2 separate regions of the Homo sapiens genome follow, and region 1 is linked to region 2. Evidence: chromatin loops called from intact Hi-C (ENCODE). Cell type or tissue: CD4-positive, alpha-beta T cell. All regions are shown on one strand. Links, peaks and the distances in the headings refer to the core of each region. The heading gives the core; the rest is flanking DNA. Region 1 overlaps TEX264 (testis expressed 264, ER-phagy receptor). Region 2 overlaps LOC105377087 (a long non-coding RNA gene).

Region 1 (15,765 bases), core at 4,104-9,103, 120 kb before region 2:
ACTTTGAGCTGTAGGTTCAGGGAGGCTGCCATGAGTCTGCTGGGGAGGCTCAGAGAAGGGGTAGATTTCAGCTGGGCCTTCTCATGTAAGTAGAATTTTGCTTTGTTGGGAAGGGGTACTTGGCTAAGAAAACTGTGACAGCAAGAGCCTGAAGACATGGGATGACCAGAGAATTGTGGTTAGTAGACATGTCTTGGGTGGAGAAAGGTGGAAGGGTTTGCCCAGCCAGGTGGTGGGGAAGTACAGCAGGTTGAGAAGAAGGATGTGGCACAATTTGCCACCTTTGTTTTAGGAAGTTAGCTGAAGGGCAGGTGGAGGAGGGAAGGAGATGAGGCAGGAGGCCGTAGAAGAGATTGGGCTGGGTCCAGGTGAGAGGCGACATGGGTTGGTTGAGGTTTTGCAGTCACATGGCCAGGAGATGGCACTAACTGAAGTTGGGAGCACTGGAGCCTGAGTGGGATGGGACAGACAGTGGGCTATGGGGAGCTCCTAGAGCAGATGTGTGACCCTCACCCCTTCAAGGGCTCCGTTGTGTAAGGCCCTGCCCCCCCTTCCACACCTGGCCCAGTCAGAGCCTTCTGCAAGAAGAGTCCTTGCAGCTGGCTGTCTTCTCATTGGCGTGTCTGCCTGTTCTGGAATCAACAGGTTGCCTCTTGGGTTGGAGGTGCTAATTCCTGGATGGGAAAGGGCTAAGGCAGCAGGGTACCCTGGGGTCAGTGCTGGAGGCTGGTCTAGGGAAGAGTGAGATGGAAGAAGCCTGGCATGGGATATTCTGGCCTGGCCACTGCCTCCTGCAGCTTTCCCAGAGATGTGGTGGACCCCATGGGGTGGGCCCTGGGTCTCCAGGGTTGGTTGGTCATAGTCTGACTAGGGTGCTTGTCTGGGGGACTGTGGCCTGAGAGCACAGCCTTGAGGCTAGCAGTCCCGAGTTCTGATTCTGTCCCATCACTGTCCTGCTGAGTGATCTTAGGCATATCCCATAATGTTTCTGAGCCTCTATTTCCTTGTCTGCAGAGTAATGATAAAATACCTGCTTCATAGTAGACTGAGAAGAGTTAAGTGATATAGGTGAGGCATTTACCCCAGCACTTAGCCCTCAACAGATGCTTAACAACAACAAAGATGGGTGGGAAAACCACTTGTGCTAACATATGCTGAGAGGTCAGACTGAGCAAACCTAGACCCTTGGCCTGGCTGTGGTCATTTGGGTGGCACAGAGGATGATGAACAAGTCAAGGTGGCCCTTCTGACCCTGCCCATCCCAGTCCTGGGTCAGTCCAGAAGACACCTGTGTCCCCATTTAGAGCTAGGTCACACTTGGCACCTGGGATGGCTCAGGGACACTTGGGTCCCCATTTACTCTTGGAGCTGGTCAGTGCATTCTCTGCCTGACAGAGATTGTAACAGGTTCAGGGAACCATGGACCCCCAGGCTTCAGGTGCTCGTGGCTATCACAGACTGGTCCGGAAGGACCTGAGGCCTCCTGGTCCACACTCCATATTATGGAGGGAGAAACAGATTCAGATAGTAGGAGAAAGGCACTGATCTCATATGTTTTTGTTTTCATTTAACAAATATCTGAGCACCTGCTCTGTACCAGGCTCTGTGTTGGGCACTAGGGTACCATGGGGACCAGGACCTGCCAGTGTGTGGGTGTTAGGAGCCTAGAGGAAAGGCCCCATCCTGGTCCTGGAGTGGGCTGAGAACCAAAGGTTTTTGTCCCCTAGGCTGCCTCCACCAGCAGTGTGCAGCGTGGCATGCTCTGGTTCTCAGAGAAAGAGAATAGAGGCTGACCTGTTCAGTGTCCCACCCCCACTGTGTCCTTCCCTAGCCCAGAGTGACAGGAGCCAGAACCTGCTTCTCTGTGAGTGTGGGGAGGCAGTGAGGCTGTGTCAGGCTCTGTGAGTGGGGTGGTGAGTAACCAGGTGAGAGGTGCCACCTGGCTTTAGATGCTGCCCACCCCATGAGGTGTGACGGACAGCTCCCTAGCCATGCCTCGTCCTGTCCTCAGCTGGGCAGGGAGTAGGCTGGTCCCACCTAGGCTGGGTGTGGACCCAGGAAGTAGCACAAGAAAGGGTACCACTAAGATTGGACAGTGGCAGTTGGTGTGGACCTGTTCATAGTAGCTGCTGCTGGAGCTGTTAGCCTTGTGCCCTGGAGTCCTGTATGGGAAGAGGCTGCAGGTCTGGGTGAGTGGTTCTTGTGAGGCAGGAGGAAGGATTCCATTCTCCATCCCTGAAACCCTTGGCATGGTTGGGAATGGGAAGGTGGGGAAGAAGTCTTTTGGGAAGTGGACAGACCCTGGCAGGGGCTCATGGGTGTACTCACCCACCTCAGAGCCCAGCATTCATGGAGTGTGGGCCATTCCTCTTCAAGGTATGCAAGGGATGGGGTATGAGTTCAGAGATAAGGATCACATGTAGGCGGATGTCAGTCACAGATCTCCCTTACACACACTGGTCCATACTGCCCTTGCATGACTGGGGAAGGGTCCTGACTAGAAAAACTGCTCTGCCTTTAGCCCTGCTTCTGCGGTGGGTGCTGGGGGCTTGGAAAGTGACTTCAGGCTCCCTTTTGGGGCCTGGTCCCTCTGGGAGCCTTCAGTGTTGGAGGGGAAGGAAGGAGCTGAGAGGACCCTGAGTGCCTCGCTTGATCCTGGCCAGCTCTGGCCTGTGGACAGGCCCTAGTGGCTGGGCTGCTATCACTGTGCCTGTGGGCCCATCCTGTCTGCCAGGCTGGCTCTCTACCTCCTGCCCCACCCTGTGCCACCATCACCTCTGCTGCTATGTTTGGGGCTTAAGCAACCTGCCTGCTTGCTTATATGGGGAGCCTGGCTGGGGCAAGATGGGTGTGGCAGCTAGTTCAATTTATGTGGCCCAAGTGGGCCTATATTTGCTGCTTACATCTACTACCTAGGAGGTGGTGTTTGCTCCAGGCATGGAGTGGGTTGGGGAACTGGTGGTACTTGCTTCTGCCTTTAGTAAACAAGACTGCCATTGAAGCCCCCTTTCCCTTAGTCCAATGAGAACCAAGGCCCAGGGCCACTAGGTCTGCAGGGGCCTGTGGTCATTTGGCTGGCATGACCACAGCCTCACAGAGGCTGGTGAGAGTTCTGATGTAGGCCTGTGTCACACTCCCTCCTCCCTCAGTGTGTGTGGAGAGAAGGCTCCCTGCCCTCCCTGGAGGCACTTAGTTTGGGTGGAGCCTGGGAAGGGGTGAGGGAGTAGGATTTCCCAGGACTGACCTCCTCAACAAAGGCAATGGGAATGTGGGCTGGGATGTTTCCTGAGGGCTCAGGCCGCCCCCTATCCTGGTTACTCCATGGTTATTTTCTGCCAGGTGGAGTCCAGGCATTTGCTGTGCAGCAGGTTAACTATGTGGGACAGGTCTGGAAGCACGAGCTCCTCTCTGCCCACTAGAACTGTCCTTGAGGTGAGGTGAGACGAGGTGTGAGAGGAAGGGGCTTCGGATTTGCCCTTCTGGGTTTGAATCAAGGCTCCACTGCTAACCAATGTGTGACTTTAGGTGAGTCACTTGGCCTGTCTGAGTATGTCTCCTCATCTGTCACATGAGGATAAAAGAATCCCTACCTCAGGGTTTTTGTTTTGTGGGGGCTAATTGATAATGATATGGCCCAATACCCAGTTCTTTAAATAGGTGGGTGTCACACTTGACATCCAGTCCTGCCTGAGGACCTCATGCCACTGGGACTTTGTACTTTTAGGGACCCTGCCTGCCTCTCTGGTTTAGTCCCAGCCTCCTGCAGGTTGTCTGGGCCATGTGAGGCGGCACAGTGCAGGGAAAAGCCATTGTGCAGCCCGCTTTCACTAGGGCCAATTTCCGGGACTCCTGGATGCCCCTGGGTTGTGTGGCGCAGCTCTGAAGCTGGTCTGCTTGAGTTTGAATCCTGACTTCAGCACTCCCTTGCTGTGTGACCTTGGCTGAATGGCTTGGTTGTCTGGGCCTTGGGAACAGGGTTGAAAACAGTACCAACCACAGAAGGCTGTTTGGATTTAATGAGCTTATGCTTGGAAGGCAGAGTCTGGGGAAAGTGGTGAGTGCCTGGTCAGATATCAGCTGTTTTTAGGATTCTGTTTGAAGGTGTAGGGTTATAGAGGAAGGTTCCTGAAAGGTTTCTAAGTAAACTCACCTTTGAGGGCTGGTATCTTGTTGACTCCTTTCTTTCCTCCCGAGCCTGAAGAATGAGGCTTGTCCTCTGGCCTAGCTGTCTGCATCATCTCGTGTCCTGACTGGTGCCTGTCTCCGTGTGCCTTTGGGCATAAGCTTCCCAGGGAAGTTGGGGGTTGGCGTGTTGACCTGTAGCACCTAGGAGGGCAAACGAGGTCCCGTATCAACCACCTAGTCATGGGCCAGTGCAGCTCGTCTATTCCCTTGGGAGTACAAGTGCAAATGAAGGGCCCTGCCTCTACTTTCCCCCTTAACTTGGGTAGCTCTGGGTCAGTGGGCTGGCATGGGAAGAGTAAGGGCAGCCCTCTGTGCCTGGGTTTGAGAGATGGTGCTGCTGTCCCTGTCAGGTTGTGTAGGTTGTGGGCCTGGGGTTGGCAGTTTGTATTAACCCTGAACCCAATGACTACATTTGGTCTGGGCCGCTGACACCATTTCTCATTCCTGCATCCTGGAAGATTATCAGTCTTGTCCAGTTCCCAGACTCAGCGAGGTCTTGGCTTGGCAGGGGCCCCGAGATGGCTGTCTTCGCTATAGCCTCACACAATAGGGTCGGCAGGGCACTGTGACACCACTCAGGAAGGGGCAGTGGGGCCAGCCTTGGGACTAGCTCGTACCTGGAAGCCTCAGGTTCTAAGCAGACTGCCCTCTCCTCCCAGTAATGGGACTCAGGAGGCTTTTCAGCCCAAAGGAGATGCTCTGGGGCCTGGCATGCCTCTGTTGTTTTCCTGGTACTCTTGCTTTGAGGACACATCCTGGATGGGCTTGTCTTTACCCCGAGTGGTGGTGGGTCTGGCCACTGCCCTGTTTCCCAGATGTGGTTCCTTGTAGGTACTAGTTCTGGTCCAATTCTTGTTCTGGGCAGAGGTACCCAGAGAAATAGCTGATCTGGGGAGGAAGAGGAGCAGGCAGGTAGGGCTGGGAGGCCCAGGCCTATGTCCTAGGGTTCGGCCCAAATACAGATACTCATTGAGCCAAGGTGGATGGGGTCTCTTGCCCATCAGGACATCCCAACCTTCTGGGCACTTGACAGCCTTAGTAGGCCTTTTCCCTGGAGGCGGGTCTGGGCTTTACTGGGAGGCCAGGAAAGCTTTCCTCTGCCACTGGATCAGCCTTGCCACTCCCTAGGTTATTTTAGGGCCTGTCCCATTTCCTCCTTGCTGGTGCCTTGTTCAGCTGCTTCCCAGCTTCAACTTTGCATGGGGCCACTTAGTGGGTGGTAGGCTTGCTGAGAGACCTTCTAGGCTCCTCCTTAGGCCAGGGCAGGGGAGGAGGTAGGAAGTGTTCTTACTTGTGGAATTAGGGAGTTGCTTAGCCAGGAAAGGAGCTGCTGTGCCCCACACACCTCCTGGATCCTGGGAGCCCTGTCTTCTTAGCTCCCTTCTTCCACTTTGACAGGAGCTCTGCCTTTTCTCCAGGTGGAGGGAGAGGAAGTTTGTTATGGTGCAGGGCTTGCTTGTGTGTGCATGCATGTACTGTCACTGAGCATGCCTCAAGAACTTTCTGTGTGCGCAGGATCCTGGACCTTTTTGCCTAGAGGCCTGGAGTGATGGAGAGAGATGGGGAGGCCATCAGTTACAGTGCAGCACAACACCTGCTCCCTGGTGGGTACTTGGGATCAGAGAGGAGGGGCTGCTTGGTGGAGAGCAACAGAAGGCTTTGAAGGGGAAAGTTGAGCTGAGTCTTGCAGGATGGGCAGGAGTTTCCCAGTCAGAAGGGACTCTGGAATAGGGTGAAGAAGGACATTTCAGGCAGAGGAAGTAGCTTACGCAAAGGCAGGAAGCATGGGAGGATGTGGCATGTTTGGGGAGCTGCAAATAGTTTCATGTGGGTGTGTGTGGGGGTGTGGCGGGTGAGGAGGCTGGCAAGGCGGGCTGGGCCAGAGCCTGGATCTGTCCCTCCCTCTGCCATGCAGACACTCAGTTGGTGCCTGCCCACCTGGGCTCTGGCCCCTGCTGGGGCCTGAGGCTGCAGAAAGGGAGTGCAAGGTGAGTGTGTGGGCAAATTCATGCAGTATTATGTGGGCCACTCCAAAAGAGCCTTGCCTATTGGCTTGTGAATTTAGTTTCATCCTAGAGGTAAATTGGGAGCCATTGAGAGGTTCTGAGCAAGATGACCACATGTGTTCTGGTGTCTTTTGGCTACTGAAGAGGATGTTGAGCTGGGAGTCCCATAAGGCCTGCTGAAGCGTTCCCAGGAAAGACCCTGGAACTCAAACCCAGGCAAGCCAGCTGTAGAAAGGAAGAGAATAAGTGACCTTTCATCCGTTTCTCCATATGACTTATGTAGATGTTTCTTTTGCACAGCACAGGTTGGTAGGGTCAGGGACATGAAGATAGGCTTTGTGGCAGGCAGTGTCTCTTGGCTTGTCAGCAGGAGGCCTGCCAGATAACTTCCTGCCTATCTGGTCATTCTCAAGTCTTGGCGTGTGAGTAGGGCAGTTCCACCATCTAGAGACAAGAGATGGTATTGCAGTGATCTCCTGTGCCTCTGGGTGGGGTGGGAGGAGCTTCAGGCCAAAAGAAGTGACTGTGTGCAAGGTAGACTTATGGAGGGCAAGAAAGTTTACAGCAAAATACTGGGGGAGAAGAGAGTGCCACTGAGCCACGCTGAAAGGCTCTTCAAGAGGGTATTTGAACCGGAAGGACAGGCAGGGAGGAGCTGCATATTCAGAGGTTTGGGTGGTCGGGCATTCTAGGCCATGGACAGTTGTTTGGACTGTGTCATAGCTACTAATAACCACAATTATGGGGCATTTGCTGAATGCTGGACCCAGGCTAAGCTCTCGTGAAGTTTCTTGTTTAATATGGCAGTTCTGTAAGTAGATATTGAGGAACTGGGGCTCCCAGAACCCAAGGGACTTGTCTAGAATCACACGACTCAGATTCGCACCGTGGCCTGCCTCTCTCAAGCTGTGTTTCTGACCACTACACCCGGTTGCCTGCTACTAAAGCTCTGAGCCAGGTTTGGATGCCGTAGGCTTCAAGGGGGCTGCAAGGGGACCAGAGCTGCAGACAGTTGAGGGTGACCGTTAGGGTCTGCTTAGAAGTGAGAGCCTGGAATAGGTGCCCAAGTCCCAGGCAAACTGTGACTAAAAGGAAGGCCTGGGTTGGCCTGAGTAGAGGAGGCCATTCAGGGCTGAGAAACCCCCAGGGGATTTCAGAGAGGGCTTGGAAAGGGCTGTAATGGGAGGGAGAGGTGAGAACAGGTAATAATGACTTCACAGTGCTGGGAAGGAGGGCTGGGGAGAGGAGTAAGTGGAGGTAGAGGGAGAAGCCTGTTTAAACTTAGGGGTCATCCCTGTGAAGGTGAACTGCTGGCAAAAAAAATTTTTTTGCGGTGGGTAGGGAGAAAGGAGCCTTTAGAGTTGAGCAAAACCCAGGATTGAGGGTACAAGGTCTGTGCTGAATCTCTTGGATTCAAGATCATATGTCTCTGAGGGCCCAGTCTGAAGGCTGGTACAGACTTAGGCACCTGGAAAGCTGACGTGGGAAACAGGTAGCAGTAGGTGAGACAAAGTGAGGCCTCTTGATGCCAGGAGGAGAAATGAGTACTGGGCCTTGCAGCATTCATTCAGTCCTAGGAAGTGTTGGAGGCTCACATAGGAGCCTTACATGGCTGAGGTTTCTGGGAGCCAGAGGAGGGAAATTAGGTAGGGAGGCAAGCAGAGTGGGAAGTGCAGGCACTAGCAACCTACAGAGATTTGGAGGGGAACCAGTGGTCTTGGCTTTTAGCCAGGAAGGGACTTAGGAAGTGGGATAGGTCCCTGGATGGGCCATGGGTTGCAGAAGAAGTCTAGAGGCTCTGGTGATGGTAGCTGGCCCTGCCAGAGGGGTGGGGAGGATGATCTCTTCACAGAATTTCACCAGCAACCCAGATGTCAGTGATCCCAATCCTATGTCCTGACAGGTGCTTCCTGCAGCCCCTCCTCAGCCACTTGCCAGGTCCTGACCCTGCAAGCATGTGTGTAAACACACACACACGTGTTCTTGCTTTCCTAGGGCATGACCGTGGAGGGCTCTGAGCTCTTTATTACCACTCCTCAGTTTTGCTCCCTTGCCTGCCATAATTTCTCTGCCTGTAAAGCCTGCTCTTCTCCAGGAGATAGGAGGGAAATTAGCTAATAGGATTTTGCTGGACCCAGGCTGCAGGATCAGCCACTGTACAGTTCTGCTGGTGGCCCTGGGGCGTGGGGGCTGACAGAGGGTCTTATGGTGGGGTGGAAGGGCCCCCTCAGTGGAGCCATGTGGAGGGTGATGGTTCAGAGGTCCTCTCCGCCCTTCCCTCTCCTGGCCTCCAGAAGGGCAGAGACCAAGTCTAACCCCTCACTATGATCCCTGGGTTTCCACAGGGCATGGCATGTTTGTTGAAGGAATAGATGAGAGTCCTGTGGTACGATGCCACAGGCAGGGGCCATAGGTGGGTTCCAGTAAGAAAATAGCTAGCTGTGTCCTGGTATCTGGGGCTGCATGGCTTGTCAGAGCTGCTGGTTCTTTTAGGCCTGATCTGGCACAGTCCCAGGAGGAAGGAGGTCTGAGGGCCTCCTTCCTTTGGCCAACTCTCACACCCATGCTTTGCTTCCCCAGGTGCCCCCTGATAAGTGCCGATGTGCCGTGGGCAGCATCCTGAGTGAAGGTGAGGAATCGCCCTCCCCTGAGCTCATCGACCTCTACCAGAAATTTGGCTTCAAGGTGTTCTCCTTCCCGGCACCCAGCCATGTGGTGACAGCCACCTTCCCCTACACCACCATTCTGTCCATCTGGCTGGCTACCCGCCGTGTCCATCCTGCCTTGGACACCTACATCAAGGTGAGGCACAGGCCTGGGGTGTGTGTGTTGGGGACAGCCAGGCCCCTTGGGTGGAGCTGAGGAGGACTGCCTAGAATGGGAGGAAGAAGTGGTTTTGGGAGAGCAGCACCCTGGGGCCCTCATGGAACAGGTACCTGTGGAGCTAGGAAGATGGGCAGAGGTTGTTGGCATCTCTTTCAGATGCCCAAGATCTTTTGGAAGCCGGAGCATATCCCAAGAGCATGGAGAACTTGTTCATAAATCTGATCTGGTTAGTTTGGCTCTGGCTTTGACCAAAGACATCCATAGTGCTTATCCCACACTCCTGGCTCAGATGAATGGACAGGCCACTTTATTCTCATCCTGCTGGAGGCCTGCAAAGCAAGGACCTGAGGCTCCCAGTGTCTGGGCAGGCCCCAGGTAATCATGTATTGCCCGTGGCCCTGCCTGTGCATGGGCTTATACATCTGCTCCCAGAGGCCAGGGCTGGGACAGCAGTGGCAGGCTCTGTTTCCTTTACTTCCTGACTTGGTTACTGGCAATGCTGGCAGCCCAACCTTCCTGGAGGAAGGAGAGCCAGTCACCTGGTCATCTGACGGGTTTCTGTGTCTACAGAAATTTTTTTAAAACTTGCCCTGTTACACATCCCTCCTCCCCTAAACGTTTTGTAAACTTGGTTGCTAGGGAAATGACCCCAGTTTGGGCTTGGACGTGATTGTTCATTCATTTAACTTGTATTTATAGTCTGTGTGCCAGGTGCTATAATGGGCACAATGTGAATGAAACGTTGGTGCATGAAACAGCCATTCACAGTGAGGTGGTGAAGATAGGTAATAAATATCAGACAAAAATAGGACGTGTGCTAGAGAAGGAGAGGGTGAGAAAAGTCAGGGAACCAACTTGGACAGAATGGTCAGGGACAGCCTCTCAGAGGAGATAACCTCAAGGCAGAGTCCTAGAAGAGCCTTTAGAGAGGAGATAAGAACTTCTAGTCAGAGCTTTGGTCTAAATGCAGCAGGAAGTCACTGCAGTGTTCCAACCAGGAAAATAACACAGTTGGAGCCACGTCTGTACAAGATGAGCTGTCCCATCTCTGGGCAGGGTGGGACTGGACCACAGATCTGGGACCAGGTGGAGATGCTTAGGCCTGGGGCTAAGGAATTAGCCTAGGAGGCTGTCATGAATCCCATTGTGAGTGGTGGCAGCTTGGGCAGGCCCAGCGGCTATAGAGCTGTGGACAAGGATGGAGATTTACAATCACTTTTGGGATAGAACTGATAGACTTTGGGTGGATTCACTGTTGTGGAAGGAGAGGCAGTGAGGGAGTCACAGAGGGCTCTGCTCCCCTCTGGCCTGGGCAGGTGGGCAAGTATGTAGTGATGCTTTCACTGACATGTGGGGAACTGAGGGAGGCCCTGGTTTTGGGGGGAAGGTAGCTATTTGGGCTATGTCAGGGGAGCTGCCTGAGATACATCTAAGTTGGGGGGTGTGGAGTCAGCAATGGTATGTGTGGCCTGGAGTTGAGGAAAGGCTGGGCTGGTGGATATATTTGGGGACATCAGCCTGTTGGCAGTATTTGACCTGGGAGGCTGCCCTGTGCCTCCCTGCCTCTGTGGGACCAGGTAGGCAGTGGACAGCCTGTGGCAGCAAAGGCTGCGCAGAGGGCGTGGCCAGTGTGGCAGGGGTCAGGGAACAGGACGAGAGTCAGTGGGAGTGAGAGCCTGGTACACTTGGAGGATCCTTGCAACTTTGTTCACCAAAGCAGCTTGGGGAAAGGGACACAGCGTTGATGATGGAAATGGGAGTTCAGATGTCCCTGGAGTCTGGTGTTGGGGCTGAGGAATGAATAAATGAGGCCCTGGGTCACCAGCTGTGTCCTTGGCGGTCAAAGACAGGTTTGAAGAATCAGGAGTGAGAAGACCTGGAAAGGGGAGGGCTGTCACGGTGATAAGGCAAGGGCACAGGGAGAATAGAGGGGAGTTTCCTTTGTGAGCTGGAGGGTGGTGGCCAAAAGGGGTGTGGGGCAGGATGTGCTTGCCTGGCTGCGGTTGGACTGGAGGTGGGGGCGGGCTGGCTGGTGGTGTGGGCAGGAAGGAAGATACCAGTGCCCTAGGCCTGCTTAGTGTGCTGCCTCTGGGGAGTCCCGCCCCATTTCATTCAAGGAAGGCCTCTCCAGTCCTGTCGGTGCCATCCTCAACCTCATGGGCCCATCTGGAGGGGCACCCCTGGGAAAGAGACTTCTTGGGTTCCAGACCTCAGAACAGGACATGTGGCATGTGGTGTGGTGGTGAGCAACTCAGCCACCAAAGCCTTTTCCTGGCTTCAGGGGTTTATTTTTAGACACCTTTGTCCAAATTTCCCGGCCCCTGACAGCTTCACAAGTTGCCTGGTTTTGACGTCACCTCTTTGATGAAAGCCCTTCCTCCTTCCTCCCCGCTCCCATGGGAGCCTGTCAGCTGTGCTCCTGGAGTGGGGGTTGAGACAAGGAAGCCAGTGATATGGGGGAGAGCAAGGGGCTTCTCCCAGAGACAGGTGTGAGGCATGCTTGTGTGGGCTTGGCCATCAGCGGGGAGAGTAAGATAGAGGCCGGCTGCCCACAGAAGAGGCATGGCCGAAGGTCCTGGGCTTGTTTTGGCAGCAGGGTGTGGGGGTTGCCTCTGCCCCTGTGTTTAGCCTGACCTTGCGTCTTGGGGAACAAAGCCAGGGGAGAGATGAGGAAGGGGCTAGCTCTGTTTGCTGGTCACAGCCTGCAGTGGACAGGGGTGGCCCTGTGCCTCTCTCAGCCCAGGAGACAGCAAGGAGAGAGTATAAGGCTCCCTTCCATCCCTGCCTTCATCTCCCCTGCCCTGAGGTCAGAGAAAGGAGATTACTAATGAGACTAGTTGCGTCTCACTCTTCTAGCACCGACAGCTTTTAACTGTGTGTGCGTGCGCGTGTGTACACCCTTCTTTTTCTCTCTGGATCTGGGACTGCTGTGAAGGCTCTTCAAATGGAATGACAGCAGCCGTCAGCTTTCTGCTTTGGCAGGGGTGAGAGAGGCCAGGAGCCCTGCTGCCAGGAGTTGCGGGGGGAGGACTTGGCAGGCTCACCAGCCTCTCCAGAGGCTAGGTGAGGGGCAGGGGTGAATGGATCTTAGCTTCGGGTTTGGGAGGTGGAGAGCAGCTGCTGTCCCGGGAGTTGCAGATGTGCCTGAGCCTGGAACAGGATTGGTCTCATGGGACAGAGGGACCTGAAGTTCACGGCGAGAGGCCCAAGGAGAAGCACTTGTCAGGACTCTCGGGATTCTGGAAGGGATGGCTGATCTCAGCTTTCCTGGTTTGCATGGCAGCCTCTGGCTCTCTGGCTAGCCTTCCCCAGCTTGGCAGCCTGGCAAACTGCTATAGATGCTGGAACTCTGCCTTTCTCCATATAAACTGCTAAGGGCCCCCAGGCTGAACACTCATTCCCCTGGAATCCATGCGTACTGTGTGACCATCACTCCATATGGAAGATGCCTCAGCTTTGTCAGGCTGCTCCGCTGGAGTCCAAGGAGGTGGCCTCTAGTACAGGAGGAGACCACTCCCCAAGTCCCAGGAAAGGGGTATCTTCTGGAAGCTGCAGGATGGAACAGAGCTTGCTTGAAATTGCAAACCTGCAGAGGGGAGATGGGGCCCAGATGTGAGCCCAGAGCAATGGGCAGAGGCCCCCAAATTCACCAGTCTTAATGAGTGTCCAGGGAAGGCTTCGGACACATGGAACAGACCAGGACTGAGGGATGGGCCTGGGAATTCGATGTGTGGGATTGTGTGTGTAAGGTCTCTAGTGCAGTTTGCTCATATCTGTCTGTAGCACTTGGTGAGGAAGGCCATTGAGAGTGTTTGACACACAGCCAAGCCCCCATGCCTGATTTCTCTCCCAGACCCGTCCAGAATCTTTTTCAAAAGTGCCCTTCCCCATGGTCTCTGATTTCAGGGAGTTTTTAGGGGGAGGGTCTTTGTAAAATGGTTTGAGCCTCCTCTCCCAAGTTTAGGGTGTTACAGGGCATTGTTCATGTAGTGGCTGATTGGCTGGGGAGTGCAGGTGGCCCTGGAGGTCAGACTAATGTCTGACTATCCACCATCAAATTGGAGAAAAGCGTGTAAGTAAGGAGGGGTCACCGAATATAGTGAGCCTGTGAGGGGAACCTTGGTGGCCGAATTCTGGGACAGCTGGGTTGACTGGGACTGTCTTACCAGGGGCTTAAAGGGGATAAGGCCAGGTGTGGTGGCTCATGCCTGTAATCCCAACACTTTGGGAGCCTGAGGTGGGAGGATCACTTGAGCCCAGGAGTTCCAGACCAGCCTGGGCAACATAAGTGAGATCCTGCCTCTAAAAAAAACAGAAAAAAAATTAGCCAGGCATTTGTAGTCCCAGCTACTCAGGAGGCTGAGGTGGGAGGATCGCTTGAGCCTGGGAGGTCAAGGCTGCAGTGAGCCATGATTGTGCCACTGCAGTCTATCCTGGGTGACAGAGTGAGACTCTGTCTCAAAAATAAATAAATAGATAAATGAAGGGGGCATGGTGGCTCACACCTGTAATCCCAGCACTTTGGGAGGCTGAGGCAGGTAGATTACTCCAGCTCAGGAGTTTGAGACCAGCCTGGACAACATGGTGAAACCTCGTCTCTACAGAAAAAAAATACAAAAAAATTAGCTGGGCGTGGTGGCGTGCACCTGTGGTCTCAGCTACTCGGGAGGCTGAGACAGGAGAATTGCTTGAGCTCAGGAGACAGAGGTTGCAGTGAGCCAAGATCACGCCATTGCACATTAGCTTGGGTAACAGGAGTGAAACCCATCTCAAAAAAATAAAAGTAAAAACATTAAAAAAAAAAAAAAAGGGAAGGAAGGAAGTAAAGTAAGAAAGTAAGGCAAGGACCCCAGACCATAGTTCTCAGACTGCCCTGGCTGTGCTGAGGTGCCCTGTGGCTATCAGCCTGTGGTGGGAGCTGTACTCAGACCCTTTCCTGCTTCACCTGGAGTAGTTCTGCCTGTGAGTTTTACAACCCAGGTGTCTTGAGCTTTTGTTTGGAAGGGAGCTTCTAAGGCTCAGCTGGTTTGAAAACCTCTGTCCTAAGAGAGGGGCAAAACTGGGCAGATGCCACCTCCAGTCCCGCCCACTACATGTCTGTTCTCGATCCTGAGGATGCTGTAACTGCAGTATGAGTGGAGCTGGGAGGCACCAGGGCCCAGCCCTTGTGCAGGTAGGGCAGGAGCTCCAAAGAGAGGCACTTGTCTTGAGGGGAGTGTGACTGATTGGAAGCTGGACCTGGAGGGACCCTGGGGAGCTGCAGGTTGGAGTTCTCCTGGGGTGGTGGTGACTGAACTCCTGAGTGGTGGGTGATAGCATTATGGGGCAGCCAGCTTGGAACTAAGGCCTGTGGGCCCCAGCAGATTGCCTGTGGAAATGGGTCAGCCTGTTGAGCAGTGGCTGTGAGGAAGCTCGAAACAGCCTGGCCACAGCCTGTGTTCTGTCCAGTGGGCACAGAACCGCTTGTGTTTGCTTCCCTTTAGTCTGCCTCAGTGACCCTGAGGGAGTCAGTCGGTGGGTCTGAGTCCACACTGGGGCCAAAACACCAGTGCAGAGCAACAAGGCCTCGGCCGGGGAAATACAGGTGAGGACGCCACGTGTGGTGGCTCACGCCTGTAATCCCCACACTTTAGGAGGCTGAGGTGGGTGGATCACCTAAAGTCAGGAGTTTGAGACCAGCCTGGCCAACACAGTGAAACCCCATCTTTACTAAAAGTACAAAAATCAGCTGGGCTTGGTGGCACACACCTCTAATCTCAGCTACTCAGGAGGCTGAGGCACGAGAATTGCTTGAACTCGGGAGGCAGAGGTTGCAGTGAGCTGAGATCACGACACTGCCCAGTGAGCTGAGATCACGACACTGATCTCCAGCCTGGGTGACAGAGCAAGACTCCGTCTCAAAAAAAAAAAAAAAAAAAGCAGGTGAGGGAGCCCCAGCAGGAATGTGAAATCTGTGGTCATTTCCCTCTTCCTGCCTGTCACCTTTGCCAAGCTAACATGGGAAGCTTCCAAACTTTATTTTTAACAAGGGAGGCCCTCTTGGCATCTCAGCTCAGTCACTTATTCAGCAGTTATTTACTGAGGTCTCTTGTGTGTGTCATTGTTCTGCGCATGGAGGAACCAGCTAGGAGGCGTCATAGAGTCCTAATCAAAGCCAGCATCCCCATTGTTTTACAGATGGGGAGGCTGAGGCCTAGGGAAGGAAGGTGCCCCAAGGTCAAGGGATGGAGCGGTAGCTGAGTCCAGACTGGGTCCCTTAGGCCGAGGATCGTTCCGATGGCTATATGCCTTTTGCCACTCCATCCTGTACATAAGTGGGGCTGGAACCAAGAGGCTGAGAACTTGTCATCAATTTGGGATATGCTCGGGATGGTGCCCCAGGGTGGGCTTTCTTTCCTTCTTTCTCCAACCCTGGTAGTCACAGTTGGAGGCTGAGGCTTCAGGTCTAGGAGACTGCTGGGGGAGCCGAGGCAAAGCACAGGAAGAGGCTGTGTACCCGCTTGCCCAGCAGGCACTCATTAAGGCAGGCCTTGGGAACTGCTCTGGGCACAGGAAGCAGCTGCTGCAGGCACCTTATCGGGCCTCTTGTCCACACCCTCAGTGAGGCAGAGGCGGTTCTATTCCCAGGCTTCCCTCCCTGGATCTCAAGGGCTGGCTTACCTGCTGGTACTGCCACCTGCTAAGTGGCCTGCTCTGGCACAGGGAGGAGGGCACTTTTGGCAGCATCAGGACCTGGAGCTGAGTGACA
Region 2 (15,765 bases), core at 5,194-10,193:
ACATATATCTTTTCTTTCCTAGCTTTTGTGTTTCCTTTCTGGTCTAGAAAGTTCTCCCACACCTACAGGTCATACAGTATTGTCTCAAACTTTGTGGAGAGGGAAATATTGATTACAGATAAAATCTAGTAAAAGGGAGGAAAGGAAAACATCAAGAAAGTTAATTAGGACATCCAGGAGAAACTATGCCCATCAGCTAGAGCGTTGAGGTGAAAGAGAAAACAGGCAGGGGGCAGGCAGCAGGTAGAATGGTTTGTCTCCTGTTAACCGCAACAGCGAGGGATCCAAGGCCCAGAGGAAGGTTGCACCTGGAGCTGCCCTCTCTCGCAAATTCCTCTCCCGGTTACTCTGGCACTAGTATCCCAACCTCCATGGTCATACAATTATAGTGAAAGAAACTTTGTGGAAATGAGCTAACGTCAGCAAGAGGAGGGCTCCTGTGTCTGCTGAGCTCTGCACCATGGGAGGCCTGCCAGGTGATGTGTGGTGGTGTCAGGAAGGTGCAGACTAGAGGTCCCCAACCTTTTTGACACTACAGACTGGTTTCACAGAAGACAATTTTTCCATGGACGGGGGTTGGAGGGGATGAAACTGAAACTATTCCACCTCAGAGCATCAGGCATAAGATTCTCATAAGGGTGTGCAACCTAGATCCCTATGCGCAGTTCACAACAGGGCTCACGCTCCTATGAGAATCGAACGCAGCTGATCTGACAAGAGGCAGAGCTCGGCCGTAATGCTCACCTGCTGCTCACCCGCTGCTGTGTGGCCCCATTCCTTACAGGCCATGGACTGCTACGGTCCCTGGCCTGGGGTTTGGGGAGCCCTGGTGTAGACTAAACCTCGGGTGTGGAAGGGTTTGCTCGAGTCCACCAGCTGGCAGGCAACTCCTAGCTGTTGCTGGCCAGAGATCTCCTGCTGCTGCTACACATCCAAGTTGGACACCCCAGGAACTGGGAACAAGGGCTTTAAAAAGTGGGTGCCCCTCTCTCTTAGGGCCCTTGGAAGGGTCTGAGCTATCCTGGCCCACATCTCATTGCCTGATCATCCTGTCAAGAGTGGGCCATCCAGAGTGTGCTGGAACCGGTTGACTGGGAATTGGGAGTCAGCCACCTCAGGGGTTGATTTTCCAGTTAGAGTTTGTCTACCAGGAATTAATGTTGACATGTGTTGAGAGATGAGGGGTCCAACTTTATTTTTCTAGATAGACCCACTATTTATTAAAGAAGCTGTGATTTTCCCATAAAAATGAAATACCACCTTTATCATTTATTAAATTTTCATATTAGTTGGGGTCTATTTCTTTTTGTTTGTCCACTCTGTTCTGATCATTTGTATGTCTATTCCTATTGTTTGGGGTACAGTTACTTTAGAGTGCTGAGTCTGGGCTCCCTGTCTATTCTCTTTTTTTTTTTTTTTTTTTTTTGAGATGGAGTCTCACTCTGTCACCCAGGCTGGAGTGCAGTGGCACAACAGCTCACTGCAACCTCTACCTCCTGGGTTCAAGCGATTCTCCTGCCTCAGCCTCCTGAGTAACTGGGATTATAGGCGTGTGCCTCCACACCCCACTAATTTTTGTATTTTTAGAGGAGTCGGGGTTTCACCATGTTGGCCAGGCTGGTTTCAAACTACTGACCTCAGGTGATCTGCCCACCTCGGCCTCCCAAAGTGCTGGGATCACAGGTGTGAGCTACGGTGATGGACCCCTGGCTGTTCTTTATTAATGATTTCTTGGTAACTGGATATTTATTTTGAGAGAGATGCCTTTGTATCATTGCGTATAATTAAAAATCCATTGGTATTTTATTTGGGATTGTATTCATTATATATTTGCTATCATAATCTATTCTCTCTCTTGCAAAATACGTTAATAATCTTACCATCTAAGGACATTTTTCCGATCCTGTTCTGTGTCTTTTAATTTGACCTACAGGTTACTTCATACAGGTTCCGTATTTAATTGATTGCCAAGTATTTAACAGATGTGGGGTTTTTTTTTTTACTATTATGGATGGATATTTTATCCAATTCATTTTTCATTTGGCTCTTGTTAATACAGAGAAACACTATAGATTTTTGTGTATTTATTTTTTATTAGACCACATACCAAATTCTCTATTAATTTCTCTATTTTGTCCTCATTAGATTCTCTTGGAATTTCTAGGTACCTTATTATTATTTTTTATTTTTATGGGTACATAGTAGGTGTATATTCTAGGTGTATTATATCAGCAGCAGAAAGAAATAATTTTTATCTTCTTTTCAAAATGTATTCTAATGTTTCCATTTTGCCATCCTGTTGCATTTGCTGGAACCACAACAATGTGTATAGTGATAGTAGAAGGCATCCTTGTCAGGGTCCTAATTTTAATTCAAATGGCTTTTTAATGGAAATGGTGCTCTGTCATCCAGGCTGGAATGCAGTGGCAAGATCCTTGAGCTCCTGGCCTCAAGCACTCTTCCCTCCTGGGCCTTCCATAGCTCTGGGATTACAGGCAAGAGCTACTGTGCCTGCCACCACCACCCCTCCCCCGCCACCACTCCCCCACCCCACCGCTGCACCTTTTTTTTTAAACAATTTAGAATGCTCCTTGCCTAAAAAAACCAAAAAACCAACAAACTAGTCTCCAGTTTGTAGCAGTTTCTTTCTATTCTAGTTTTTCTCAGAGTTTTATTAAGATTGGCTGCTGAACTTTATAACCAGCATTTTCAGCATATATTAAGTTGATCAGGGGGCTTTTTGTTTTCCCTTTAAATTGTTCATGTAAAGACATATGACTACCTTTTCCTGATGTTGAATATTTCTGGAATAACCCTTATTTACTCTTACTGTCTTGTTCTTTGGACACACTGCTGGATTCTATTTGGTAATGTTCAATTTTTTTACATTTACATCTGTATTGATTACTGAGATTGGGCCATAGCAGAGGTCAGCAAATTACTGCCCCTGGGCCAAATTCAGCCCACGACTCGTTTTTGTACATCTCACGACCTGAGAATGGTTTTTACATTTTTTAATGGTTGCGAAAAAATTAAAAGAAGAGTAGTATTTTGTGACAATGGAAAATTATATCAAATACAAATTTCAGTGTTCATAAATAAAGATTTATTTGGAACACTACTGCACTCATTCATTTACATATTGTTCGGAGTGCTTTTGTGAGTGGTAGAGTTGAGTACTTGCAAAAGAGACTGTATGGCCCCAAACCTAAAATATTTACTATTTGGCTCTTTACAGAAATGTTTGCCAACCTCTCTGGTCTATCTTTTTGTTGGGGGAGGAGCTATCTTTATCAGATTTGGTATGAAGTGTAATCTGGCTTCGTAAAATGAATTGGAGAATTTCTTTTCTTTTTTCTATTATGTGGAATAGTTTAAATATCTTTGGAATGATCTTCTCTCTAAAGGTTAGATAAAGCTCAGCTATGAAACTATTTCTTCCAGGGCAATATTTAATATATAAAAATATAATCTTCCTTGGTAATTGTTCTATTCAAGTTTTCTATTTTTTCTTGGATTGATTTTGGTAATTTAGATTTTGTTAGAAAACCATCCATTCCCTCAATAGTTTCAAATTTGGTTTGCCATAAACTTGCATAGTGTTGTTCTCCTTAATATAATTTTAATTTCACCACATCTGTAGTTGAGTCTCAGTTCTCATTTTCTGTCTTGTATATTTTTACCCTCTTTTTTTTCTTTAATCTGGTTTATAAGAGAACTGGAGAGTCTATCTGTTTGTTTGTTTGTCTGTTTTTCAAAGAAACAGCTTTTGAGTTTATCTTTCCTTTAACTTTTTTTCTTGGTTTTCCATTTCACTAATTCAAACTTTTATTATCTCCTAGTCTTCATTTATGTTAGATTGTTTTGTCTTTTTTCTCACTGTTAGGATGAGTTCCCACATTTTTGGGATGTATTTTGGGGGTCTATCTTCCATAATAAGGCATTTGAGGCTGTTGGGGTCCATCCTCCATAATAAGGCATTGAGGCTGTGAAATTCCCTCTAAGCCCAGGCTTTATTAGGAAGTGGTCTATTTTTTCATTGCTTTATGGGTAGTTTGCAATTTTATCTTGATTTCACCTTCCTTTAAGAGTTTTTCTTAATTTCCAATGAGGTAAGACTTTTATTAATTTTTAAATTATTTGTTTCTGATTTTATTGGATATGATCACTGAAAATATGTATACAATTTCTATTTTTTTGTTGTTTTTAAGCTTCTTTTAGTGGCCAAGTACATGGCAGTTCTTTGTTAATATTCTCTGGACATATGAAATAAATGATTATTCTCTGTTTGAAAGATATAAAGTTCTGTATGTATCTGCTGATGACTGCTTGATGATTACTGTTTATTCAATTCCCCCATGTCCCTGCTTTTTGGCTACTGATGTTGAAATTTCTTACAATAATAATCGCATTCTCCTTGCATTTCGTAGTTCTAATAATTTGTTAGTTGATTCTTTGGGGTTTTTAAAGTAGGTGACCATATCAGTTATAAATACTGACAACTTTGTAGTTTTTTTCCTCCAGCATGATACCTCTTTCTTTCCCTCCCTCCTTCCTTCCTTCCTTCTTTCCTTCCTTCTGCTGTTGCACAAAGACTCAAGAACAGCGTTGAAAAGCATTGTGGGGAGTGGCACCACGTTTCCCTCTGACTTTAATGGGGTTGTTTCTTATGCTTTCCCACCAGTGAGGACATTTGCAGGAGTTTCATTTTATCTAGCCTTAGCAAATTAAGTACATTTCCTTCCATTCTTGTGTGCTAATTGTTTTTTGCAATCAAGATGTTTATTAAATGCTTTTCTTTTTAATAACAGCATGTAACCACCCGGTGGGTTCTCTTTGCCTGCTGTCTAGACAGAGCCAATATCAAGACAGGGGAATTGCAATAGAGAAAGAGTTTAATTCACACAGAGCTGGCTGTATGGGAGACCTGAGTTTTATTATTACTCAAATCAGTCTCCCTGAAAGCTTGGGGATAGGGGGTTTTAAGCATAACTTGGCAGGTAGGGGGTCAGAAAGTGGGAAGCGCTGATTGGTCAGGTTGGAGATGAAATCATAGGGAGTCAAAGCTGTTCTCTTGTGCTGAGTCAGTTCCTGGGTGGGGAGGCCACAAGACCAAATGAACCAGTTTACTGGTTTGGGTGGTGTCTACTGATCCATCAAGTACAGGGTCTGAAAATATCTCAAGTACTGATCTTAGGTTTTACAACAGTAATGTTATCCCCAGGGACAATTTGGGGAGGTCCATAATCTTGCAGCTTCTAACTGCATGACTCCTAAACCATAATTTCTAATCTTGTGGCTAATTTGTTAGTTCTGCAAAGGCAGTCTAACCCCCAGGCAGGAAGGAGGTTTGTTTTGGAAAGGGCTGTTACCATCTTTGTTTCAAAGTTGGGCTACAAACTAAATTCCTCCCAAAGTTAGTTCAGCCTATGCCCAGGAATGAACAAGAACAGCTTGGAGGTTCGAAGCAAGATGGAGTTAGTTGGGTCAGATCTCTTTCACTGTCAGAATTCTCTCAGTTATAATTTTTGCAAAGGCAGCTTCAAGCAGGAAGGATTTCACTGTTTTCCTCTTTGATCTGTTAATATGGTAAATTACATCGATATATTTTTCCCACGGAAACCTCCTCACAGTGGTGGGCTTTAGCCAGATTTTAGGCTACCTGACACCTCCAGGGAAGTTTAAATTTTCCCTCTGAAGTTTTGATAATTGAATCTGCTGAAATAGACTGACGATAGACAGACAAGAGAAAAGGCATACAAATGTATTAGCATGCAAGCACATGGGAATCATACAAGCATGAAACTCAAAGAAAAGTCAGATAATTGAAGCTTAAATACCTTCTTCACATGGGAGAGGAAAGTGGAAGATGTAGACAATTCTAGAGGAAGAGTAAATGATTTTTAAGAAGGATGAATGAGACTGAAGCACAAACAATAGCTGAAGGCAAAGTTCTTCTAGGCTCTAGTAGGGGTGGTGATAAGTTGTAGGAAGGTGAAGGGTGGAACTGCATTGCAAACAAAGGTTGTTTTTGTTTGTTTGTTTGTTTGTTTGTTTGTTTTTGAGACAGAGTCTCGCTCTGTTGCCCAGGCTGAAGTGCAGTGGCGCTATCTCAGCTCACTGCAACCTCTGCCTCCCAGGTTCAAGCGATTCTCCTGCCTCAGCTTCCTGAGTAGCTGGGATTACAGGCACGTGCCACCATGCCTAGCTAATTTTTGTATTTTTAGTAGAGATGGGGTTTCACCACGTTGGTCAGGCTGATCTTGAACTCCTGACCTCGTGATCCACCTGCCTTGGCCTCCCAAAGTGCTGGGATTACAGGCGTGAGCCACCACGCCCAGCCAAAGGTTGTCTTATTATGCAGATAAAGCCTCTTGGTGACAGCCCTCAGAACAGATGAAAAGTCTGCTCATGCAGATGATCTTTAATTTCTTCTTCAGTGAGTAACTATCCCTTTTTAATTTGATTTCAAACAGTGGATTGAAGGCAATTGTGTTTCTTTAAAAGAACTTCCCTCAGTCAGATAAAGGAACTCAGAGAGAGCCCCTTCCCGCACTTGGGGGGAGAAACAACGGAAGATCAAAGACCTTGATTCTGAGGCAGCTTGGGAGGCCTTTCATTCAAGGTGCTTAGTACGGCAAAGAGCTATACTTTGGGGGTGTTGTTTTCTGAGCCCAAACACACCTGATTCCCTTCCCCATGTCTGGGGACTCTCCTTCTTATCTGTCTGGGTGGGAAACAGCCTGCCTCTAATTATAGAGCTGAAAATACCAGTTTCTCACTTTCTCAGCTCCCCTGGCTGCTGGGACAGACATGTGACCAGGATTGGCCAATCAAATTTGTGTGCTGAGAATTTTCAGTCTGCAGCTTGGGATCCAGAGAACCAGGATAGCAACCCCTGTGTTGGTGCTGGAATCCTCAGCAGGCTGGTTCTGTGGTATGATGTTTTCTGTGGTTCTGGGTGCATAACTTCTCTTTGATCTGCCTGTTTTCTGAGCCTGGTCCCTGGGCTTTCTGATAATTTGGTGAGCTACTAAATATTGTTTCAATACACTTCTATTTTGCTTAAGTAAATATGGATCTGTTTATGTTTGTAGTTAAGATGAATGACTAACATATTTGCATTTGTGGAATAAATCCTACTCATTCAAGCATTATTTGAAATCACCATTGGATTCAGTTTGTTAATATTTATACCTGTGTTCATAAATCAGATTGGCTGATAGTTTTCTCTTCTTGCACTGTTCTCATCTTATTTTAGTATTAAAAGGGTGCCAACTTTTGGGGATTTTTTGGTTAGAAAAATTCCTACAGTAGAATTGCTGGATCAAGGGGTCTGTACATTTTCAGTTTTGATGGCTATTGTCAAATTGCTATCCAAAGAAATTTTGCCAGTTTACATTTTGACCAACAACATATAATACTGCCTGTTTCTCTCTATCCTTGCCAACACAAAGGACCTGTTATCAATCTGTTTTTTTTTTATGGGTAAGTTGAGCATCCTTGCATATGTTCAGAGTCTTTCTTTCCCCAGCTGTTTTGTTTTCTATGAACTGTCTGTTGATGTCAAAGAACATCAACAGAGAGTTGGTGTTTAGTTTTTCCTCTTATGTTTTTTGTTGGGGAGGGAGGAGGCATGGGAGAGTGAGGATTTAACTTTTTGTCCTACAGTGACCTGTTGGTCTGAAGTTTAAACTCGGTTCCTGGATGTTGGTTGTAATGGCTGTTGAAACTGGAAAAGACCCTCACAAAGACCTGCAATGCAGAGGGAAGATGGCGTGATTGGCTCTGTCTTCCAACTCAAGACATTCACTTCCAGTTGCATCCACCAATTATGCAAAGGTTTTTATTGAAGTCTGGTGAAAAAAATTTCATATTCCCTAATGATAATCAGTTGTTCTATAAACCAGTCAGAAGTTGTTGCATTTTTATATTTTTAACAACTGGGTCCAAAACCAATACAATGATTTTGTAAGTAATAAGTAGGTGAGGAAATTCTATTTCCAAAGTTTTAGGTGTTCGACTGAGAGAGTTGTTATGAGTGAGTCACATTCCTTTTGGCAACAGAATCACATAAAGAAGGAAACATTTCAAACATCTGTTTTCTAAAAGCATTTCCACAGTATCTTAATTTGACTGATGAGGAGCTCCCTCTAGGGGAGAGAAAAATATCAGCACCAGGGTTTCTTGTTTGTGCATTTCAGCCTAGGGGTTTTTGTGGAAATCTTTTTAATCCCCTTGCCTGTGCTGGTAAGGCTTAGCATTGTTAGAACTAGACAATGCGATCCATACATGCTTTGTCAGTGCAGCACAGTCACAAATGATCATCTCTCCCAGTTCATGGAAAGCACATATATTGGCCTGTCTCTCTTACCAGAATGTGACCTTTATGTGGAGAGGGCTTTGCCTGTTTTATTCTTTTATTTAATAAATACCAGTGACAGTACCTGACACATAGCATGGTTCAATAATTTTTGAATCAATGAACAAATCTTTGAACAAAAGTTTTGAGCTTAGTGTAGCCTGAAATCCATGACTAGGCTCTGTGGCCAAGGGCAGGCATTTGTCTGTGGCCTAAGGCTGAGTAGTCTGTGCTGTGGGTGTGGGTGAGGTTTATTTAACTGGCTTAGGCCAAATGTATTCACTCAATGCTTGTTTATTGAGCACCGACTATGTGCCAGACACTGTTATAGGGGCTGGGCTCCCAACAGTGAAAAGGGCAGGCAAGATTCCTGAACTTAAGTAGCAGTGATATAGAGAATGTTGAGATGGTAATACTTGTTATAGAGAAAAATCAAACAGGGAAGGGAGATAGAGTATTCTGGCATGGAGAGGAGGTCTTGATTTTATCTGTGGTGAGAGAAGACTTCACTGAGAGGTGAAGGAGGGAGGGAGGAGGTTGAGCAGCCACCTGGGAGACAGTCATCAAGGCACTGAAGCAGGAACGTGCCCAGCATGTTTGAAGAACACGGAGGAGGCCGGTACGGCAGAGCAGAGTAAGGGAGGGGGAGAGGGATAGGGGCTGGAGTCAGAAAGATGTGGCCTACAGATGTGAAATTCCTAGAGAGAACGGTTGAAGATTTTCCAGCAGTGAGGGAGGACCCTGTGAGTCAAGGGCAAAAGCAGGCCTGGAACTTTCCTGCATCCTTTCCTGCTTCTAAAGGTGATTTTCAGGTTTTCTCTGAGACCATTTTCTTCGAAAGAGTCAGATCATCAATATGAGGTAACAGTGCCTACGGTGGTTCTGCTGCAGCCCACCTGTCAGGAGGTGGGAGATGTTCTAGGATAGTATGGGGTACAGAGGGGAGAACCTGCTGAACTGGATTCTGGCTGAACTAAGCTAAACAAGAGACAGCACTTTAGACCCTGAACGTCAGAGGTGGAGGAAGGGACCATCTATCTCTCTCAGCTCCTGTCTGTAGGTCATCGGGCCCCACTTAATTGCGGCCACCACTCTCATTGAAGAATCTTAATCTAAAAACTCTGGAAACCTCCCAAGAGCCAGAAAGAAACAGCCTCCACTGGAGATGACAAAACAAGATTAACCTTTTTGGACATTGATATGATTCCCTTTAGCCTCATTTTGTTATTGTTAGATTCTTTTTTTTTTTTTTAACAGTCTACAAATTGTTCTAAACTTTGTAGTGTAAGTGGTGATGGGCAATGGCGCTGTCCTGGGCTTCCTGCTAGCCAGTTGAGGTGGGGGTGTGTGCCAACACCTCTTGCTGCATCTGGTTTCATGACATATTTAGCTAGCCTGGCTCCAGATGGAAAGCCTGGCTGCAGTCAGTACTCTAAGTCAGCCTGATCACAGTATTAAGAGTCATTGTTATGGTCACACACCTCATTGTCTATGACAAACAAAACGCACTTATTCAAGCCCTAATCTGTATAATGAATTAGGGTATCTGATGGGGTGACCCACACTCCTGAGAATTCTTAGTAGGACACATGAATGTCAAGGGATGGAGTTGCAGGGGAATGACTTTGCCATGGCAACCTTGCATATATCTACACCCCCTGCAAAGGCGAAGGCTTGAACCACAGCTAATCTGAGTCTTGGCAGAACACTTCTTGATCCCCCTTGGAACAGAAGAGGATGGGAGGCTTGTAAGGCATGCTCTGAGGCCCTTATCTCCCTTGGGAGGCTGTCATGAGACAGCTTTCTCTCTCCTCTCCAGTCCTGATGAGGTGTGGGGCTTTCTGCCTCGTGCCCCTCAGAATAGAGCTACAGAATATAAAACCACATAGCTGCAGTCTAGACCCCCTTGGCTCAACAGCAACAGGGTATCCCACGACTTGCCTTGTAGTCATCGAATCCCTTTTGTGTTGTTCCTTTTGTTGTGTGAGACAAGAACCACAGGGAGCTGGCACTTTTGACTAATCTTCCTTTTTCTATCTATGTGAGTAATTGAAACAATCAGTCTGAAGTGGCTCGATTGGATCGGTTAGACCTTGGCCTTCGTTTTCTCTTGTGTGCCTTGTGTGTGCTTGACAGAAGGCCACGTACTGGGGGTCAGTTATCTGTCACGGTTACCGTGAAGCCTCTGAACTGGGAGAGCTGTAAGTTGTAATGCTGATGGTGTGCGTGTGTGACTGGCATGATAAAAAAGACCAGTGGAAAAATGAGGCAGTGGCTCCCTGTGGCAAGAGGAACTGCACACACCTGGACCTCGTTCCTGGCAGATGTTTACACACCTCCTTGCCCCTTGTGGGTGGGGTTAGGGAGGAATCAGAATCTGCATTCTAAGTAGTTGCTGGGACTCCTGAGGAGAGTGAAGCTCATTTCCTGACCTGTATCTTTTACAGGGCTAAGGAAACATAGTGCTAGATTAAAGTCTGTCGTGTCTTGAATTTGAAGTCTAGCCTACCCTCCCAGTGGTGGGACAGACCTGAATCTTCAGACTAAGGATGAAAATAAGTCCAAATAGATCAGTAATCACAATAAGTTCAATGAGTTAAACTTGATAATTAAAAAGCAGTTTGATAGATTACATTTAATAGATCTATATAATGTTCATAAGGGATATATCTAAAACAAAGTAACACAGAAAGTTTGAAAACAAAAGGATAGAAAAAAGATATATCCGGCAAATTTCCAACCAAAGAAAACTACCACAACAAAATATAATTTAAATCTTAAAAGGAATCAAGGAATCAGCGAACTATGGCCTGCAGGCCAGCTGAACCCACCACCTGTTTTTAGAAATAACATCTTATTGGAACACAATCACTCCCCTTTGTTTACATATAGTCTGTGGTTGTTTTTGAGCTACAATGGCAGGGTTGAGTAGTTGTGACAGATACTGAATGGTTGTCAAAGCCTAAACTTTTTACCACCTGGTTCTTTATAGAAAAACTTTACCAATTCTAGTTGTAAACCAATGAAAGGAACACTACTCTAAGATGCTATAATACTTGGGAATTTTTATGTACGCAACATAACTTCAAAATATGAAAATAAAAAGGCTGATAGAATTACAAAGTAAAGGGCCAGGCACAGTGGCTCATGCCTGTAATGCCAGCACTTAGGGAGGCTGAGGTGGGCGGATCACGAGGTCAGGAGATCAAGACCATCTTGGCTAACACGGTGAAACCCCGTCTCTACTAAAAATACAAAAAAAATTAGCCGGGCATGGTGGCGGGTGCCTGTAGTCCCAGCTACTCGGGAAGCTGAGGCAGGAGAATGGCGTGAACCTAGGAGGTGGAGCTTGCAGTGAGCTGAGATCGCACCACTGCACTCCAGCCTGAGCAACAGAGTGAGACTCCATCTCAAAAAAAAAAAAAAAAAAAAATTACAAAGTTACAAAGTAGATAATTCTACATTTATACCTATTTCAGACACTCATGGATCAAGGAGACAGAAAAATGGTAATAGGATATTTGAAAAATCTTGTCCACATACACACACACACGTATGAATTGTAAATGGAGACAATTGGGCAGAGAGTGGCAGAGCTGAGGATCATATGCATAGATGCATGAGGGGTCATAGTGGTCATGACCAGCCAAAATTATGAAGCCATCAATGTTACAAGGCAGAGAAAACAAAGACAATGGAGATCATGAAAAAATGGTAGTAACAAGAACAATTAGAGCATAAAAAAGTTAGCCAAACTGGAGAGACCAGCCCAGAGTGAATGCCACTAAAGTCCTGAGGAGTCCCAGAGCTACCTTGCATTCCATTCAAGTCTTTCAGATGCTCCATTTTATGACTTGTTTGTTTGTTTGAGACAGAGTATTGCTCTGTTGCCCAGGCTGAAGTGCAGTGGTGCAATCTCTCAATCTCAGCTCACTGCAGCCTCTGCCTCCCGGTTCAAGCAATTCTCCTGCCTCAGCCTCCCGAGTAGCTGGGATTATAGGTGCGTGCCACCATGCCGGCTAATTTTTGTATTTTTAGTTTCGCCATGTTGGCCAGGCTAGTCTCAAACTCCTGACCTCAAATGATCCACCTGTCTTGGCCTCCCAAAGTGCCGGGATTACAGGTGCGAGCCACTGCACCCGGCCCATTTTATGACTTTTTAAACCTGCATCTCCAGAACGCCCTCTTCCTTGTGTTGATCTTGTATTGGCCGTCCATCATGTGAGCTAGCCCAAGAAAAGCCATCCTTCTTGTAATAAAGGGAAATAAAGTAAAATCTCCTTTTGAATGTCTTGCCACAGCTATGACACAGTGCCATGGTGGACACATAGATGGGTGGGTGAAGTCCAGGAGAACCTGGTCTGCCAGGAAGTCCTAGTGGGACTTGTCCCTCCCCCTGGTGCTGGTTGTCACAGCTAATCTTGAGGTTTCTGGCTTCCTCTGGAAGGAAACAGATGCATCAGCCCTGACATATTAAAACAAGCATGTGAATACCTGGGTTTCCTATACTGTCTCATGTGCAGTAAGGAGCAAGGGTTTGGGAATCAGTACTATATGAATGCTGTAAACTTCGTTACAATGCCCACTTTTTTTTTTTGTTCCCCATGTATGAAACCTTGAAAATAAAGAGGAATAGTTTGCTTCCCTGGGAAGCATTGAGGAGAGCTGGAGAGCTAGGCAGCATCTAGATTTGATGTGAGATAAATCCTCAAGTGCCACAAAAGGACAGAAAGGAAAACAGACCCAAGGACAAAGGATCAGGGCCAAGGGACGCATGTCCAGGGCCAGTCAGGGCCTGAGAAGAGGGTACAGAGAGGGCCCTCAAGAGCAATGTGGCCTTGGTCCTTTCTTTTTTGTTCTTTTCTTTTCTTTTCTTTTTGAGACGATCTCACTCTGTCGCCCAGGCTGGAGTGCAGTGGTGCAATCTTGGTTCACTGCAACCTCTGCCTCTTGGGCTCAAGCAATCCTCCCACCTCAGCCTCCTGAGTAGCTGGAACTACAGGTGTGTGCCACCATGCCCTGGCTAATTTTTAAATTTTTTGTGGAGATGAGATTTTGCCATGTTGCCCAGGCTGGTCTTGAATACCTGGGCTCAAATGATCCACCTGCCTTGGCCTCCCAAAGTGCTGGGATTATAAGCATGAGCTACCAAGCCCGACCTTTCTGTTTTCATAAAAGACTGTATCAGGAAAGAACTGTGCACGGACCACACAGAGGAGAACTTGGTAAGTGATGGGATTCAGGTTTCACGTATTTTTACTTACACCCCTATCCTATCTTTGACAGGAGGGAAACAGACAACTGTTGCATTCCTGTCCACAGAGCCTCTCCCTGAAGAAGACTCAATTATGCGGCCAGCATCCTAACCCTGGGCTGTAGTCACTTTCGATCTCATGATTTTTCATCACTTTTACCCATGCCTGGTGACTGAACCATCTAGAAACAAGCTTTGGGCATTTGCCATTGTATAGGAAACATAGCCATATCTACCCAGTTGGCAGAAGTATCCCATGACTATCCCAGGATGAGAGGGACCCTGGAAATTCATAGACTCTGAGACTGATTAGGAAGCTAGGGTTGTGGATGTCATTGTTATAAGCCAAAAGGAGAAATAACCGTATCTTATGCAAATCTATCTCTTCTCTATAAAATCAACTCTACAGAAATGCATAGGCAACTATAATTGAGACCCAGAAAGTTGAAGAAATATTTTAACGGAAGCAGAAGGTAAGTAGGTGTTCCATATAAAAAAGAGAAACCCAGATTATTACTATCAGATACTTAAGTGTCCTGAGGATGCTGAGCTGTGCCTCCTGTGTGGAGGCACACAGGATTCCTCCCAAAAATAAAAAGGGTCACCCTGATCAGTAAACATTGGTAACTGGTTCCTCATCTTCCTGGGTAGTGGTAGAGGGAGTGGGAGAGGTGGTGAGAAGGCAGCTAGAAAGCCAAGGAGCTGAAATTTTGGGCAGAATTTTTGACAGTTTCTGTGTAAGGAGGCTTCAAAGTTGGAGACCAGGCCTGCTAAGGATAGGGGCACACTAGTAAATCCCCAATATTTAACAGTGGAAGCCAAGAGGGCTATACCATACCAAGAGAAAGGTGGATTTAAAATAGGCCATTAACATTTCCCATGGTGGAAGCCCTGTTTCACATCTTAATCTCTGAAATTGGGTTAAAGTGATCCAGGATTGCTAATGCTCCAGTCACCTACCAGAAGCAAATGTAAATCGCCTCTGAAGGAAGGCAGCATAATCTCAGACCTCAACTTATTTTAAAATTTTTTCTTATACAACCATCCAGCACTCCATTAAAAAAAACCCAAACTTAAACACAGAACAAAAAAAAACCCCACCCAAAACACGAGAAATAATTGACACCAAAAACAGACTCACAGAGGATCCAGGTCATGAAGTTATACACATTTTAAAATTTGTAAGCACACTATGCCTTAATGTGTTAAAGAAAATAGAAGGCAAAATGAGAATTCAGCAGGAAATTGAAATCTTTCAGAAAGTATCATATGGGAATTTTAGAACAGAAAAGCACAATAACTCAATTAAAAACTCAGTGGGTAAGTTTCAGCAGATTAGACAGAGAGAATTACTGAACTGGAAGATAGGTTAGGAGAAAATATATAGAATAATTAGACTAATAGCTGACTTTTTAACAGAAGCAATGGAAGCAAGAAGACAGTGAAATTACATGGTTCAAGTACTGAAAGCAATAAATAATAACTAATGACCTACCTGTTGAAACCATTCTTCAATAATTAGGGTGAAATACAGAACTTTTTTGACAAAAGTTGAGAAAATTAATCACACTTAAAGAAATACGAAAGGGTATTCTTCAGGTGCAAAGAAAATAAGCCTAAATGGCAGACAGATTCAGAATCAATGAAAATAGTAAATATTTGGAAAAATTCAAACGAATATGCTACATTAAGCAATAATTATATAATTTGGGAAGAGAATTAAATAAAATAAAAATGTTCTGAGCTCCTTGAATGTCTGAGAAGAGGTAAGGTAAAAGTACTACATTTATATTAGACTTTCATAAGTTAAGGATACATATCGTATTACAAGGCTGCTTTGTTAACTGTGGTAGCCCCTAGGCACATGTGGCTATTGGCACTTAGAAATGTGACCAGTCCTACTTCAGGTATACTGTAAATGTAAAATATACACCAGATTTCAAAGACTTAGGGTAAGAAAAGAAAGGAGAATAAAAGAAAGGAAAATGATACCATTACTAATGTTATATGGATTACATGTTGAAATGATAATATTTTGATATATTAAATTAAATTGAATGTATTATTAAAATTAAGTTCACCTGTTTCTTTTTTCTTTTCTTTTTTTACTGTGGATATTAGAAAATTTAAAGTTACATATATATGGCTC

What was found. A loop is a pair of places that touch in the nucleus more often than their neighbours do. Peaks named below come from ENCODE experiments on the same cell type or tissue, not always from the same donor. Only the 100,000 strongest peaks of a DNase experiment are listed, where the experiment ranks them.
Region 1: a loop joins it to region 2, with 6 times the contacts of the local background. A loop is called at or near these places in 3 of 110 quality-filtered maps.

Annotation. Positions count from the first base shown.
Region 1 is chr3:51,675,642-51,691,406 of GRCh38, forward strand. It overlaps TEX264 (testis expressed 264, ER-phagy receptor), which reads left to right. Exons shown (of 5, transcript NM_015926.6): 3 at 8,772-8,993. Among named protein-coding and RNA genes, the nearest start is that of TEX264, 12 kb to the left of the region's middle. RefSeq lists enhancers at 2,984-3,742, 11,350-11,965, 15,198-15,765 and a silencer at 10,907-10,956. In CD4-positive, alpha-beta T cell, for the core only: CTCF peaks have their summits at 6,657 and 6,862; DNase peaks (open chromatin) are centred at 6,010 and 6,640; H3K4me3 peaks cover 910 bases; H3K27ac peaks cover 1,693 bases.
Region 2 is chr3:51,791,940-51,807,704 of GRCh38, forward strand. It overlaps LOC105377087 (a long non-coding RNA gene), which reads left to right. Exons shown (of 3, transcript XR_940838.2): 3 at 13,649-14,083. Among named protein-coding and RNA genes, the nearest start is that of IQCF6, 21 kb to the left of the region's middle. RefSeq lists an enhancer at 9,921-10,672. In CD4-positive, alpha-beta T cell, for the core only: a CTCF peak has its summit at 8,165 (motif pointing left); a DNase peak (open chromatin) is centred at 8,162.